2 separate regions of the Mus musculus genome follow, and region 1 is linked to region 2. The links are chromatin loops, found by intact Hi-C in ENCODE. Cell type or tissue: heart. All regions are shown on one strand.

Region 1 (8,000 bases), 170 kb after region 2:
GGTTCTGCCTCAGGGCTGTTGCTGCTGTCCAATGGGGACATGGCTCTAATGTCACTGCTGGTTGTATCCTCTTCCTCTTCGGCCTCCTCATCTGGTTCTGTGTGCATCTCTTCTTTCCTTTCTTCCAGCAAGTCCTCCTTTACCTCAACAATTTCTTCATTCTCTTGAGTTCTGGGTTTACGGCCTGGTTTAATGGGGACTACGGGCTCAACTATGCATTCCTGTGCAGAAGCAGCTATGATTTCCTGATTCAATTTAAATCCTGGTTTCCGTCCAGGCCTTTTCTTCCAGTGGATAGGTTTTCGGCTCTTGCCTTTGGGCCATCCCTTTTTCTTTTTCATAGGTGTAGAGGTATCTGGCTCAAGTGAAGCACTGTTCACATCACATTTTCGCAAGAGAGATACTGGCTTTAGGACAGGAGTGTCTGTACAGAAAAGAGATAGTGAGAGAGGTTACAAGACCTAGCATTTCTTTGAGACCAGCATGTACAGCAGAAGAATCTAAGGAAAAACACTAACTGATTGCACATCAAGTAACACAGTGACCTGGCAGAGAAGTGAGCTAATCCTGGGCAACTTGATTCTACCACCTATGAAGACGCAGTAAAGAGGAGCAGGAGTGTCCGCTTAAGTTACACCTCAGCTGCTTCTGTTTGCTTTCTGTTACCTCTTTGGTTTGCTTTCGTTTCCACAAAATCATTACTTGAAGTAGGATCATAAGGCAATTCTGTAGACCACAATTAAGCCTCCCCTGTGAATAGCTGTTAGTCACTGTGCTAAATGGGACCAACTGCATAGTATGTAGTCTTAACCACGCACTGATCTGTAGTCCCGAACAAGTAAGAAATGGTCAATGTGACAAGTTATATTTAGAGGAAATAAATTCAACAGTAGCATTACTTTTCCTAATTGTGGCAAGACACAGAAGATAAACTTTAAATCATTTTAAAGTAGAATTCAATGCATTAAATACATTCTCAGTTATTAATAAGTTTAGAAGGGTATGAATGTAGAGGAAGAGAGAATTAAAGGTTTGTTTGTGGTACATCTGGGAAGTCAGCAAAGGCAACAGCAGTCTGAGTAAGAACTGTCAAGGTCATAGGAGCTCACAGGAGAGAGACCATTGTGACAAAGTGAATCAAGACAGAGCACAGCACCAAGTGCCAATCACACCAAAACAGTCTCAGGTCCCTAGACACACAGCAATATCTAACAAGAGGAAAACTGGGTCATCACCTATTATAATAAATAAAGCAAGAACCTTAATGATCATCACTACATTAAAAACATGCATCATTGAGTAAGCCTTACAATAAGAAAACTGTGTGAGGTATGCTGTGATTTCCAACACCTAAGAGGCTACAGCAAGTGGGTCAGCCAGACTGTGTCACACACTTATAATTCTTCTGTCTTCTCCTGCCATGTATACTCATACTCATGCACAAACACATATATGCTCTCTCACATACAAATATACACACACATGCACACAAATTCACACACATACACATGAACATACATATACACACATGTATATACACACATAGACACATGCGCGCACACACACATACCACAAAGGTTTTGGTTTTGATTCTAGGTCTGAGCTCAGGGCTCATCACTATCAAGCTACACATTCTGTCAGAAAAATACAGGTCCTATGTACTAGGTCTGAAGCCAAGATTTTAAGAGAATAAAATAAAACGCTCTTCCAAAAAAGGCAAAAGATAAAATAAGATAAAATAAAATAAAGTAGTACAAAGCAATACCAGGCAACACAATTTCTTCTAAGTTGCCTGTGAAAATGCAAAGGCTGACAGAGGCATCAGAACAAACATGATGGAGGTGTAGGTGACACAGCACCCAACAAGCCTGCCTTCTTCCTCGCTCATCTCAAATGAGCCTGCTTCTGTACATGGGAATATGTCTATTTTAATAGTAATTGACGGAATGTTAGCTACACCATACAACGTAGCTTATTTTGTTATCATTGTCACTTATTAGAAATGTACGACTGGTTACTGGGTTGTACACACCTATAATCCCAGAACCAAATAGGCTGAGGCAGGTCAGACCTCTGTATAGTGAGTCTTAAATAACAAAACAAGATAAACACAAAACAACGAGAAGGAAGAGATTACTCTGCGAGTAAACACCATCAGACGCATGGTTCAGGAAGGTTCCTGAACAGAGGGCAGAGGTCCCCAGGGATGCTCAGGTGGCTCCTCCTCAGTCACTCAGTTACCAGAGCTGCTGAGCACCAAACCTAGGCACTCAGCGAGCTGCAGACCACAGAATCCAGTACTCAGTTATGCCAACACCCTTTAACTGAGGATTCAGACAAAAACCTAGGCAACATTAGGTGAAAAGGAAGGCCTTCCAATAATTAAGATTTCCTGCAAAGCAAGAAGAGATCAGGTTAAAGAAGCGCGTTTACATGCAGACGTGACTATGGATAGATAAACCCCATATCTGCAGAGGTGGCCAACCTTTCCCCTTCCTGTCTTAGTGAGTTGTGTTCATTCCCAGCCCTTTGGGGAAGGAAGGGTCTGTAGTGATTACTTCTCTATTTTCAAAGACACACAGAAACTACTCTAAGGAACAGTGTGTAAACCTACCATCTGCGTCGTCTGACTCCTCCTCCTCCTCCTCTTCCTCTTTAGACGGCCTCTTGGAGGAGGACTGACACCTAAGGATGTCCTGTGAGGACAGGCAATGGAAGTACCCTCTGGGGAAGAGCTCACTCTCCTCCTCCTCCTCCTCCTCCTCTTCCTCCATCTCAAATGTAGGCTCCAGTCGTGGCATTGGTCTCTCAGAGTCAGAGTCTTCAAAAGGCTCATCTAACACCTCCGTGGTCTCAGAGATGGTCTCTGTGACTACACTGCTATTGTGGTGTTTCCGCTTGCGGACTCTTCGTCTTCGGTGAAGAATCGGTTTCTATGTAGTAAAGAAAGCAGGTATTTTATTTATAGTAATGAGCTTTTTTCCCTGCTTTAACATAAAAGTTTTAAAGCTTTGCAGAACTAACATATTTAAAACAAAGATGCAGTTTGCCAACAGATACTCTGGTAAAGACAAAGTGTTAAGAACACAGAGATGTGTGTGGTCAGTGAGGTGGCTCCACAGGTGAAGTTTCCTGTGCAAACTGGGCAACCTGACAACCTGGGATCAACCTTGGATCCCATATACAAGTGGGGGAACTAAATCCTTAGAAATGTCCCCTGACCTCTACACACCCACCAAGTGCAAGCCCACCAACACATACACATGTACTCTTACACACACTCACGCACGCACGCGCGCGCGAAGGGAAGGAAAGGGAAGGGGGAAGGGGGATGGGGGAAAGGGGGAAGGAGGGGAAGGAGGGGAAGGGGAATGGGGAAGGGGGGGAAGGGGGAGGAACAACAAAATCCGCACAGATTTTGGGCACTAAGGCCCGCTCTGATATGAAGAGCAAGTGTCCAGAGAGCACATGGTGTTGGTGCATCTTCTCAGCTCATCGACATTTTACACTTTACAGCGCCACCTGCTCTAATGCTAAAGTGCCTCAGAGACTACGCCCTCTACTTCTGTTCAAGAGCAAAAGGAATAGAAACATTCCATCTTATACATCACCATGCATTAGCAGATCAATAAATGTGCACGCCATTTGGGGAAACTAGCTAGAGCAGAGCACACAAACGCAGAGCAGAAATGCATTCACTTGACAGAGAAGAGAAAACAGCAGCACGGCCTGAGACTTGGCGCACACAGCACACACTGACACGGGGCTGACCTAATAGCTTACATAACACAGTGATGTCACCAAGCTACAGAGACAACAGCCCAGGAATGACTGAATCACATCCTTGTACAGAGGCTAGAAAGGTTAGCACTTATGCAAGGTCATACATCTAGGCCATAAAATAATCCTGAGCGTCCTTCAGTAAATTTTAAGACTGTCTAAGTACTTTGCATACAAGTTCACTGGCTGTTACAATATTTTTTGTGTGTTTTCTACACATTTACTTTTTTATTTACAATTACTTTTTAAATTTTATTTATGTGTGTATTTATGTACATGGGTACTTTGTCTGCATGTTCATCTGCACACCAGACAGTGGTGAGCTGCCATGTGGATGCTAGGAATTGAACTCAGGACCTTTGGAAGAGCAGTGAGTACCTTAACCACTGACCCATCTCTCTAACACCCAATACTAGTGTTTTTTACACAAGAAAATAGCATACTTGTTTTACCACATAAACTGGAGAAATAAACCCTAGGATGGCAAAGATACATTCTTTTGTTTTTGTTTTTGTTTTTGTTTTTCCAAGACAGGGTTTCTCTGTGTAGCCCTGGCTGTCCTGGAACTCACTTTGTAGACCAGGCTGGCCACGAACTCAGAAATCCGCCTGCCTCTGCCACCACACCCGGCTGCAAAGATACATTCTTTATGATCATGCAATCAACAGGAGAGTTAATCACTTTAATTTTTCTCTACTTCAAAATCTACTGAGAATTTTCAAGTTAGAGTAAAAATAGCTCTGCTCCTTAGAGAAGGGCTGATTCTGCAGCGGAGGCAAGAAATATTTCAGATAAATTTGTAGGACCTTGTACTATCAGAAAGCACTTAAAACAAAAGAAACTCGCCATGACGATGATACTGTGAGTATAAACAGGAGCAACACAACAAACATGGCCAGTGCTGGATGGGAGGCGCTAAGTTTAAAACAGTGCTACAAACTCAAGTACCAGGTCCTTTCTAATGGCGACAGCAGAAGGGACCTATGTAACCTATGCAGGTGCTCTGCTGCTATAGTGAGTAGCCACACCCAGGCTAAGCCCGATCTGCACTCATGCCTTTCCTCTTCCCCAGGAAAAAGGGGAAACAAAGTAACAGCAGCAGCAGAGAAACCCAGGAGGGCCAAGGCCAACAGCAAAGTGGAGTCCTCTACCTGACTCCCATATGCCACACAATACAATACCCACCAGATGATGTGATGAGACTAGTGCTTGCTTCTCTGCCTCCTTTGCCTTACTCTCAAATACATTACCTCATTCTAGTTAATGATGGATAACAGATAAAATACTTGAACTCACAACCTTCAAGGTCATACTAAAGACAATCAAAGTCTGAGAAATTCACAACCCAGAAGAGAATAACTAACATAACATGGAAAGTTCGGTGGGATCCTAAGCAGAGAAAGGCCACTGAGGCCAACGAGAACTCTGAATAAAGCATGGTCTGTACTAAGTAACGCCTATGTTGAACTGTGACGAATGTGCCTCACACAGGCACAGAGTCTGGAGCTTATGAGAATTTTGTGTTATGTCTTTGCATTAACGGTGCAAATCTAAAATACATTCTTAAAGGTCTTCCTTTAAACAGCCTTGCACTTTTTAATACCCCTGCTACAGAAAGGAATGACCTCGTGGCTCTGGGTGAGATAGCTGCCTCTCCTCTCCTGGCTGGAGTGTGGCAGCCTGCATTGTGACTGGCCTGGGCAATGCAGACCACAGCTTGGGACATGTCTGCCAAAAAGCAGTCAGTGCCACCGTACCAGGAGCTACACTTTCCAGGACTTTAGTTACTTGCCCTCGTGCGTCTGCACGAGTTTATGAGACAGCGCATGAGCCTCGTGTGCTCTACTGCAGAACTGCACGGCACAGCAAGCCACATAGCAAGCCTCAACTACAGAGGACGAACACAAAGATGCATCACCTTTCTTTTCAGTGTGGGCTTCGTGAGAATTGGTGGCGAGTTTGACCGGGGACTCTCTGGCTCTTCCTCCTCCTCACTGCTCTCGCTGAAGCCCCTAAAGACAGCCCTGTCACCATCGGTGTAGCAGCACGGAAGCCGGTCATTTCCTTCTGGCAATCGGCACTTCAGGGTCTCAGGGCTTTTCTTCAGCTGTCCTCGCCACAACTCAACGCTCTCACTGAACCTCCCCTTGGGGATGTCTGGTTTCCCGTCTGCTTGCACTTGAGGGGCTGCCAACTGCTCTTCCATCTCAGTGAACCGTTCTTGGGAGGTTTCTGACTTTTCCTCGCAGTCTCCATATTGCTCTTGAGAAGCGGATAGTGTCTCATCCACAAGCATCTTAGAATCTTTATCACCAAAGCGTTCTTGTGTCTTTCTGTTCTTCCTCCCACAGCGGCCCCTCCGAGGTGGCTGGCTATTTGCAGGAAGACTGTCCCGAGGAAGGGCCTGTTTGCTCAAACGTGAAGAACTGGCTAGTTCCTTAACTTCTGGCTTCTTGTCAGTTTCTATTAAAGAGGAAGACTCCTGATCTTTTTTCTCCCGAGACACAGACTTCCCCACCTAATTAAGGAAAACAAAACAAACAAAAACAACATTGATTTTTTTTCAGTCTGCTTGGTTAAGATAAGAAAACAGAACTTTGGAAAAAAATTATTAAGTATTTAATAGTTACCCTGAATACTCTTTCCCTTTGGCCACTTAAAAATGTATTTATAGTTAATTATTAGTTTACTTCTCATAACAATACAATGAAGTATTATGATGCTAGTCTCTAAATGAGGTAACCGGAGGCCCAAATTCAGAACTCTGACTCTATCTTGTGCTCATAACTACTAAAAAATGCCATCTTTGATATCAAAGTAAGTGTTTGTGATCTTATAGATGGTAGATGAGATTATAACATTTTATAGAAATGAAAAATTGAAAAACTAGGAAGAACAGGTTATAACAGTGGTTTTCACCCTTCCTAACGTTGCCACCCTTTAATACAGTTCCTCATGTTGTGGTGAGCCCCAACCATAAAATTATTTCATAGCTACTACATAAGTGTAACTGTGCTACTGTTACGAATCACAGTGTAAATATCTGTGTTTTCCCATGGTCTTAGAAGACCCTGTGAAGAGGTCATGACCACAGGTTGAGAGCCGCTGGGCTATAGGAACGTGCGCCAGGAGAAGAAGACATCCAAGAAATATGGGAAATCTTAAAAAAAATTTTGGATGTTTAATTTAAATTAAAATACAATAAAGTAGATGACTTTTTTTCCTCTCTCACCTATCAGAGGAGGACATAAAGGATGAAAGTGCTACTTTAAAAAAAGTCAAAGGAAATCCCAAACATGTTATGTATAACCTGAAGAAAAATAATGGAACTGATACAGCTTATCATCCATCACTCACGCTCTGAAGGCATCTAAACATTCAGTGCGATTTCCAGTGTTCTAGTGAAAACAGATGTGTGCTTATAATGTCTTTAATGCTCTGTATTAAGGAAAATGCACTTTTATTTCATTTTAACAGCTGTCATATTGAAACTCAATTCAGAGTTTTTAATTACTATATAGCTTAGAATGTAACTCTTCCTGGTAAATAGTAATCATTAACACACTGTCAGAAAACTAATGGTTTCCTAGTGGTCTAAACCTTAAAAAACAAATGTAGATAAGAGCAATTTTCCTGAAATGTCTATCATTAAAAGAAACTCTGAAGTTCTAGTGTGAATATGTGCATGTACATGTTTGTAAATTTGTGAGTCTGTACAAGTTCTCTCTCTCTCTCTCTCTCTCTCTCTCTCTCTCTCTCTCTCTCACACACACACACACACACACACACACACACACACACACACACGGAGACAAGCGACAACCGTGGGTATCTATCCTTCCTTTTGATGTATATGAGTGTCATGTGGGCACCACATGCTCAGTGTCTAGCTCTTAGACTGCCATGACTGTCATGAGAACTGAACCTGGGTCCTCTGCAAAGCAGCAAGTACTCCCGATGACTGAGACATCTCTCCAGCCCCTGTACCTTTCTTTGTGAGATGAGGTTTCTCTGTATTTGAGACTCACCAAGGTTAACCTGTGGGGTTTCCTCCCATCTCCACCTCCCCAGCACTGGAGTTACACATAGGGGATATTGTGCCCAGCTTTGCAAAATGAGTCCCAGGGATCAAACAAAGTCTTCTAGTTTAAATATTTTCATCAACTAAGCATGTTATCTCCCTGGCCCTCTAGTAAGGATATTTTGTTTATATTATATTA
Region 2 (8,000 bases):
CCCACCCTCCCCTCCTGCATTCCCTGCCCTTTCCCCTCCTGCATCATCACCTTATGGCTACTTGCCCTATGGTCTGTATGTGTGAGGGGTCTGTGAGGTGAACTGACCCGTCAGGCTCTGTGGAGTTTCCCATTCCTCATCGACATAAGGAGCTTATTCATTGCCTCACAAGACCCCGTGTGTCTCAGTCCACACGCAGAGCGGATAGCAGCTCACAGGGGACAACTGAACCCAGCCCTTATCTGGAGCCCAGGGTAGGCACTCAGTACAAATGCACTGTACACCTCTGAGTAGGTTTATGACTTAAGCAAATAGTTGGGAAGAGATGTGGGGGCTCTGCTTAGCATGTACCAACCCCTGTGTTCTCTCCAGTGGTGGGGAGCAGGGGAGACTGAGGAGTGGGATGGCTACAGAGCAAGACTCACTGCTAGTGCCCTGGGCTTGTTCATGAGGCTTTGACAACATCCAGGGGTAATGTCACAGTAGGGCCAGGACCCCATCTGATTATCTCTCCAACGTGCAGCAACACCAGTGCTGTATTGTAGTGATTCCCTAGCATAGTTTCAGACTCAGATCTCGGTACTGTCTTGGGACTCATATTCCTTCGTGTGCTCAGGGAGGGGATTCAGCCCACCTTGTCAGACCTCAGGGCAGACATGGCCAACCTTCAACACCACCATCACATCAACCCTCTCCTCTCCCGAGAAATGTTCCTGCTCTGGAGAAAGTGCCAATGGTCTAATCTTTGTCGGAGGAGATTGGACTGTAAGAACATATTCTCACCCACTATCTCTAACCTTCTGGACGAATTCAGGTGGAATGCTATGAAGGCACTGACCAGGGTTCTGTCATGAACACAAGTTCTACCGAGAGCAGTGCTCTGGTACCCCTCTGTCAGTGTTGGGGTCTCTGGGGGGTGATGAGGAAAGGAAGGCACAGCCATCCCATCGAGAAAGAGAGAGAGAGGAAGCTGACATGTCAGCCTCATTGCCCAGGCTGCACCACACAGGGAAGGCTTCCTTCCTGGTCCTGCAACTGCATGGCCTGAGCATCTCCCTGCATCACTGCATGCTATGATAGTGTTTCCCTCACCCTGAGTCCCCTTGCTCCCAGAACTCACAGTAGAAACAATGGGTACATCAACTGCATTGAGTTCTACGGGACGCACAGAATCATGGGTCTGAACCTGTTCTGTACATGTCATGATCTTTTATACTTTAGCTCCTACTGTCCCTGGGTCATACAAACGCAATCATGGAATGTCCTCGTTCCCCCTGCGGCGGGAGGAGCCAAGGCTCTCCTTACTTGTTCCTGATCTTCAGATCGGATCACAACGGTCTCAGGTGTGACACAAGGGATCCTTGGGATGGCTGGAGACTCCACCCTATGAAGCAGGAAAATGAGACAGTCAAAGAGCAGAACATTTGAAGCGGACCCTGACGTCATTCCTAAGACACCTGAGTGACAGGCTTCAGCACACTTGTAATGACCTGACTCACTCACCCCTTACATCATCTCAGGTGACAAAACGACTCCCTGATCTACAAGCTGACCCATGTCCCCCTGCACATCTGTCTCTCCCTCCCTAGTCACACCCAGGACTGGCTTTTGCCTAAACCCCTCCATCCCAATGACCCCCAGGGGGCCTGACTTTCACCTACATTTCTACTCCGAGTCCCAGAGCTGCACCTGGCCATCCACAGCCTGATCCTCCCACCCCGACTGAGCCCATCTTACACTTGGTCTAGCTTCGGCACAAAATCCAACAGCTCTTTCTCCTCACCCACATCCCGGGAGTCCCGCCTTTCAGCCTTCGAGCCGACAAGTTCGTCACCTGAAACCCAGGAGCTTGAGTGAGGGGCAGGCTGGAGACAGGAAATCTCTCTTGCTCTCGAAAAGCACCTCTCCCAATCCACCTCTCAATATCTCCTCAAAAGTGGAGGGCACTTTTGGTTTTGGTGCCCCAAGGGCCTGTTAGACATGGCTATCCCCAGTCCTGTTCTTCCAACCCTAAAACCCAGGGTGGCCAGTTCCTAGTTCCTCTGTTTTGCAGGAAAGAAAAACAACAAAGCCAGAAAGGTTTTTTTTGTTGTTGTTGTTGTTGTTGGCTGAGTTCACCCTTACACAATAGCTCTTTCAGAGTGTAAAGCGTTGCCACAAAAAGAGTCACAGCTACAGATAATTATTTTCTCCCCCTCCTAGCCCCCTTCTGGCACTTCTTTATAGACCAGGCTAGCTTTGAACTCAAAGATCTCCTGTTTCTACTTCCTGAATGCTGGGATCAGAAGCATGAACTACACACCCTGCCTAGGTTATAGATCATTCCAATCTGCAATTACAGAGAGGCAAACAGCACAGGACTCAGATCTGTTCCTCCCTTTATTTCCATTCCTACTTCTATACCTTGTAAATTCCTCCTTCTGGATTTATTGTTTGTAGTCGCACCTAAATTGGCAACCTGCACACCCCTTCCTTCCCTTCTTGGCCTGACTAAGAGCAGTGGTTTGGGCCCTGGGCCCCGTCCTGGCTCTCCCACTGCATCCGGAGCCCTGGCCCTGGTGATCTGCAGCCCTGTCCCTGTGACCGGGAGCCAACAAGATGGACATAGAACTGTTCATGCAGGATGAGCACAAACACAGAGGCATGAACACAGATACAGGGGTGGTTTCATGGTGTGCGATCCTGTTTTAGTCAGCTCTGGGCCCTGCGTGGGGCCGGGCCTCGGAGGATGAGAAGCAGGCATGGGTTAGTGAGGAACTTGTGTGCTTATGGTGGGATGTGCTCTGGTGAGAAAGACCACAGGGAACAGAAAGCATTTCATACCCATTATAGATATGTGAGCAGTTCCTGGAAGGCAAAGAAGAGCCAAGTTGAAGCATCAGACCCAGTATAGTGAGAGGCACGTTATTAAGAAGGGGGCATTAGAACTGTCTAGCTGACCGTCATACCACCACCAAATTCTAGACAGAGGGGGCCACAGATCAAGCCCATCCTCGCTATCCTGGGTTCCCTTGATTTGGGGCTTACTTGGGAGTGGGGAGAAAGGAGGTGAAAGATACTCTGGAGATCACAAAGTTGAAACCTTAATCACCCATCACCCAATGGTAATGGAGAAGACTTCAAACTTTCTGCCCCACTAGGTCAGAAGGGCAGCTGACCAGTATGCGTTCTCAGTCTTAAAAACCTGCCTTATTAGTTACTGAAGCTCAAGGAGAACAGCAGCCAGATGTTGCTGCAGCTGTTGCCAGCTCTTGATCAAATGCAATTGTATCAAACCTACCAACTAACTTGCCCATGAAGACTCGAGATCATCTGAAAGGAGTTATTTTGTCAATAGGCAATGTCTGTAAGAAGTGGGTCTCCCTAGCTACATTGTATACTTGTATGTTTAGGCTAGATAGGTTTGAGGGGCTCTGAGGGATGCTTGAGAGAATGGAGCCTGAGTTCATCCACAAAGATTTTACCTTCATCTTCAGACACGTCCAGGATCTCGTCCACCGTCTCAGGGTAGCTCATCCGGTGTTTGTCACTGACTAACTGAAAAGAGAAAGGGCGGGGGCTGGGACCCATAAGGAGCCAGGCACACTTGTTTCTGTCCTGCTACTGCCCCAAATGAGCAGCCAGGAAAGGTGATAGAAAAGATATGTTGCCAAAGAAAGCCAGGCCCAGGAGGCATTTGATCTGGAAGCTCATGCCCAGACTTCCCGTTTCCTCGCCCATTCAATTCTTTGGTCACTAGGTGGCAGTATGCCCCACCTGTAGCTAAACAGTGCCTACCAGGCGGGAGGCATTGACTTTGGGCAGTAACCCTCAGGGCCCATGGCCACAGCTGGGGTAGGGGGTGGAGACCTACCACCACACTGGTTTCATCTGTGACCACCTTGAGCACGTCTGTTACAGAGATGTAGCCCAAACGTTTGGCTATTGCCAGAGGTGTGGTTCCGTTCTAGGACAAAGGAGAGACAAGAGAGAGAGTCAGAGAGGAGAGTCTGTCTCCTGAGCACAGATCCAGTACCCTTGGATTCTTCACAAGCGCCCACAAAGACAGACTGGCCCTTGGAGCCAAGAAGAGGTATGCATAAGTATGTGATCCTTGGGGCCACAGAGATGGGACAAGGCAGGAAGGAGAATAGGACAAACTGTAAGCCCTAGGTGTTGGGTATATGGCCTTGGCATGAGAACAAGGCACCCTCCCCGCTGCCACCTGCCCCCGCTCCCAGGGCAGGCAAGCACTTCGGGGAGGAGCCAGTAAGGAAACCCCAGGATCCAGCTGGCAGAAGAGCTCAGGGAAAATTGCACAGTGCCGAAGCTTTTGTTCTCTGTGAAATCCTTCTCTGCTTGCAGAATGTGACCTGGAGTCCACGTGGCTTCAGCCCTGTGCAGACCCTCAGCAAACACTTCTACAGGCAAGGCTCTACAGCCTTCCAAGCTGGGAACAGCCTTGCAAGGTAACCCTACACACCCCCGCAAGGAGAGCAGGAAATGCATCCTGAAATCACCAAGGCTGCTAGGGGTGTCTTTGAGGCAGGCCCAAAGCACTTAAATTTGCCTACTCCTGTCATAGTGAAGGCAGCTTCAAACACACCAGAGGGTGTGTCAGCAGAAATAGGTACGAGCCAGAGGAGAGGAGGCATGGTGCTGGGAACACTATTCTACGATCACTCCAGTGTCTAAGCCTGGAATATGCAAGGCACACAGCTCTGTGCAGACCCAAGACTGTCAACAACCTATGTAGTTAGGTTGTCCCTACCCCCTGTTTCCTTTTTTCAAAGCTCAGGACTGAGGCAGGGCCTCAGAGTTGCTCTGGTTGATTCCTAAGTGAGCGCCCAGGAGATGTTAGCCTGGGAGCTGGGTGTAAGGTACCTTGGTCTTGGCATTGCCCCTTGATCTGTCTCAAACGGGACCGGGTAGGTACTCACCGAGCTGACCTCATTTGGAGAAGCACCATTCTTCAGGAGCAATGTCACAATGTCTGTGTGTCCTTGTTGAGCTGCCTGGTGCAAGGGGCTGTATCCTAGCTACGAAGGGAGGCAGGCATTTGACAGGGTTGGTTAAGAGTTGCTGGAAAGAACTGCATGCAAACTCCAAAGTCCATCTACTATCCCTCCTGCTCCCCCCCCCACCCCATTTCCTTTTTTCAAAACTTAGGACTGAGGTGGGGTCTTGAGTGGCTCTGGCTGATTCCTAAGTGAGTGCCCAGGGGTGTAAGGTACCTTGGTCTTGGCATTGACATCTGCCTGGTGCTGTAGCAAGAACTTCACCAGCTTGATGTTTCCATAATGACTGGCCACATGGAGCGGGGTGTAACCCATCTGAAAGGCAAGAAATGGGTGTAGGTGGCAAGGCTCCATCAGAGCCATTCTTAAATGGAATCCTTACAGAAGCAACCATCTAAGGGAGGGGAGGAAGCCGTCGGGGAAGGGCGAGGGCTACCATGAGACATGTCACCGATGCTGCTTAGAGAAGGGGCAGGATTTGGCGGCAGACAAGTGGAGGCTGACGTGAACCTGGAAGAAGGGGCTGGGTGGAAAGTTGATAGCCTGGGAGATGAGCAAGGGCAGTTGATGTGAAGCAGAGAGAAGACAGAGTGGGGACCGACGTCCGGCGCAGCTCTTAGAGAGGCTGGGATTGGAGAGAGTTGTACTGGGATCTAAGAAGCATTCTTTTTAGAAGGAGAGGGTAACACACTGGTCTATGCTCAGAGGAGCACTAGACGGACAGACAGCCATGTACTGCCGTGCCAATATTCAACAGCAGCAGACTTGTCTCATCTACAAGAGGGGCGGAGCCTCACTGTAAGCATACAAGTGATGGCTGAGTTACTAGAGTTTGTAGGGACTGACCGTGATCTAAAGTGATGGGTCATGGTTGTCTGTGTGACTATGGGCTCAGTGCTAATTTCCTATTGATTTTCGTTTGTTTATCTTTGGTAGGGATGAACCCAGGTCTCTCACATGCCAGCTCCACGTCCTCCGTGTTCAGACTCTGCTCTGCTCCCTTGGATTACTTGGTGTCCTGCCCAAATGGCTGATAAGCCAGGCCCTCTTTGGTCATGTATGACCCTAGGGAGCCAGCTGAAGATTCCAGAGACCTTCTTAACACAGACCCTATGGGTCAGACCTTTGTGTCCTGGGATGGCTTCGTAATCTATGAGGCAGCTCTAACCTCTAGAACGGGATCCTTTCAGGAAGAACCCCCCAAATTCTGAACTAGGTCCAGGACGCCCTTGGGCTTTAAAGAGATCTTGGCTGAAGCTGTAGGCAGTTCTTGGGGTGTCTTCAGTACAACATCGTAGTAGTGCATCTCTGGAACTGGGGTGCATGTGTGCATGGTGCTGCTGGCGTTACTCTGTTCCTTTCTTGGGGGTTGTTTTTCTTTTTCAGCACTGGGGACGGAACTGAGGGCCTTGTACACAGCTAGGCAAACTCTACATGAGTTACATCCTCAGCCCTGTATCCCGAAACAAAAGGAACCAGTACTTCTTTTCCATGCAGTTCCTTATCCCACCAGCTGGAGGTGCTCTGTTCTCCCTCTGGACTGCCACCTTCTTATTCTGGATGTCTCATTTTGTGACTCCTTCCTGTCACTGGGGACAGATGTGCTTGCCATACACTCACCCTTAAGCCACGACACAGGGCTCTTTGCCACGGCACGTTTGAGAGAAAGTCAAACTCCACCCAACACAGTCTTGGCATAAAAGGGGTTGCACTTCCAAGCAACCCAGAGAAATCCTGGTGTTTTCCCTCGCATGCGTTCTACATGTGTGAGACCAGACTTAATATCCAAGTTCCTATGACAGACTCAAAGATCTAGCAGACTAAAAAAACTCCCAGGTATAGTGATCATGAACGCTGGTGTCTCCAGACTCAGGAGGAAGCAGATCAGTGTTGATCCTCAAGGGTTTGTCTCCATGAAGGAGACAATTTCAAGGTGTGAGGGTATGCCTCTGTGATGTTCTAAGGTTTGGGGTGGGGGGTGGTATGCCTGGGTGGATCGTGTTGGGGAATGCAGCTAAGGGAGAGAGACATCCATTACAGACACAGGCACGGGTTTCATGCCTTACCCGGGTGGTAGCATCCACGGTGACGCCATGTTTGATCAGCACGTCTGCCACTGGAACATGGCCTTCTTGTGACACCAGGTGGAGGGGAGTGAGTCCACTCTAAAAAGAAACAGATGTGCACCAACTTTAAGCCAGGGAAGAATTTCTGTCTGCAGAAACAGAGCAGTGAGGCTTGAATTCCTCAAGTCTACGCAGCTCCATCTAGCTATCTGGCTGGTTATTTAGCAAAAAAATTTCCTATCCTGGGCCTCCTGAGTGTCAGATGGCTATTTTTTTTTTAAATGGTTTTAGAGCTTTGTTGTAGAAAGGCAAGGAGAAAGGAGAGAAGATAGAAAGAGAGAGGCCGGCCATGGCCATGTGGAGAGAGGGTGGAGGGAGAGAGAGAAGGAGGGCTAGAGAGTAAGAAAGGTGAGGGCTTAAAAGAGCCAGGTGGCTAATTTAAGGGAAAGTTCAGGCAGCTATTTTTCTGTTCATGGCCAGACTGCTAATATGAAGACTGTGTCTTTGCCAATCCTGGTAATAAGGAGTTCTAACCAACATGGAAACCACTGGGCATGGCTGAGTTCCAATAAAGCTTTATGCAGTAAACAGTGGCTGGGGCTGGCCAACAGGCGACAGATTAGCTGACTGAAGACTTTCAATTGTAGCAATTGTTATTGCCATTGGAAACCTAGGTGCCTTGGTTTCTTATTCTAGATGATACAGGCTACCACTGGCTTTTCCCAAGGGCAGAGCAGGGAGCATCCAAGAAAGCAGCATGCATGTGGAACCACGCTGGGCCTTCTGAAAGCATGCGTTACCACCTCTGCCCCACAGCCCACAGCGCTGTAAGGAGGGTGGGCCACTCTGGGAGTAGAAGGACCACATTCTTGAACTTCTCATCAGATTTCTCACTGGGACAGTGTACTGGCTGGTTTTGGGTGTCAACTTGACACAA

The links. Peaks named below come from ENCODE experiments on the same cell type or tissue, not always from the same donor. Only the 100,000 strongest peaks of a DNase experiment are listed, where the experiment ranks them.
Region 1: a loop joins it to region 2, with 2.6 times the contacts of the local background. A loop is called at or near these places in 11 of 42 quality-filtered maps.

The regions. Positions count from the first base shown.
Region 1 is chr8:22,930,413-22,938,412 of GRCm38, reverse strand. It overlaps Kat6a (K(lysine) acetyltransferase 6A), which reads right to left. Exons shown (of 18, transcript NM_001081149.2): 16 at 5,699-6,298; 17 at 2,615-2,933; 18 at 1-424. Among named protein-coding and RNA genes, the nearest start is that of Ank1, 40 kb to the left of the region's middle. In heart, no CTCF peak of the experiment used is centred here; DNase peaks (open chromatin) are centred at 3,772, 5,522 and 5,892.
Region 2 is chr8:23,105,194-23,113,193 of GRCm38, reverse strand. It overlaps Ank1 (ankyrin 1, erythroid), which reads right to left. Exons shown (of 44, transcript NM_001110783.3): 18 at 7,064-7,162; 19 at 5,214-5,312; 20 at 4,920-5,018; 21 at 3,854-3,946; 22 at 3,465-3,537; 23 at 2,824-2,847; 24 at 1,738-1,834; 25 at 1,306-1,384. Among named protein-coding and RNA genes, the nearest start is that of Mir486, 33 kb to the left of the region's middle. In heart, CTCF peaks have their summits at 3,737 (motif pointing right) and 6,501; a DNase peak (open chromatin) is centred at 3,733; H3K27ac peaks cover 200 bases; H3K27me3 peaks cover 1,976 bases.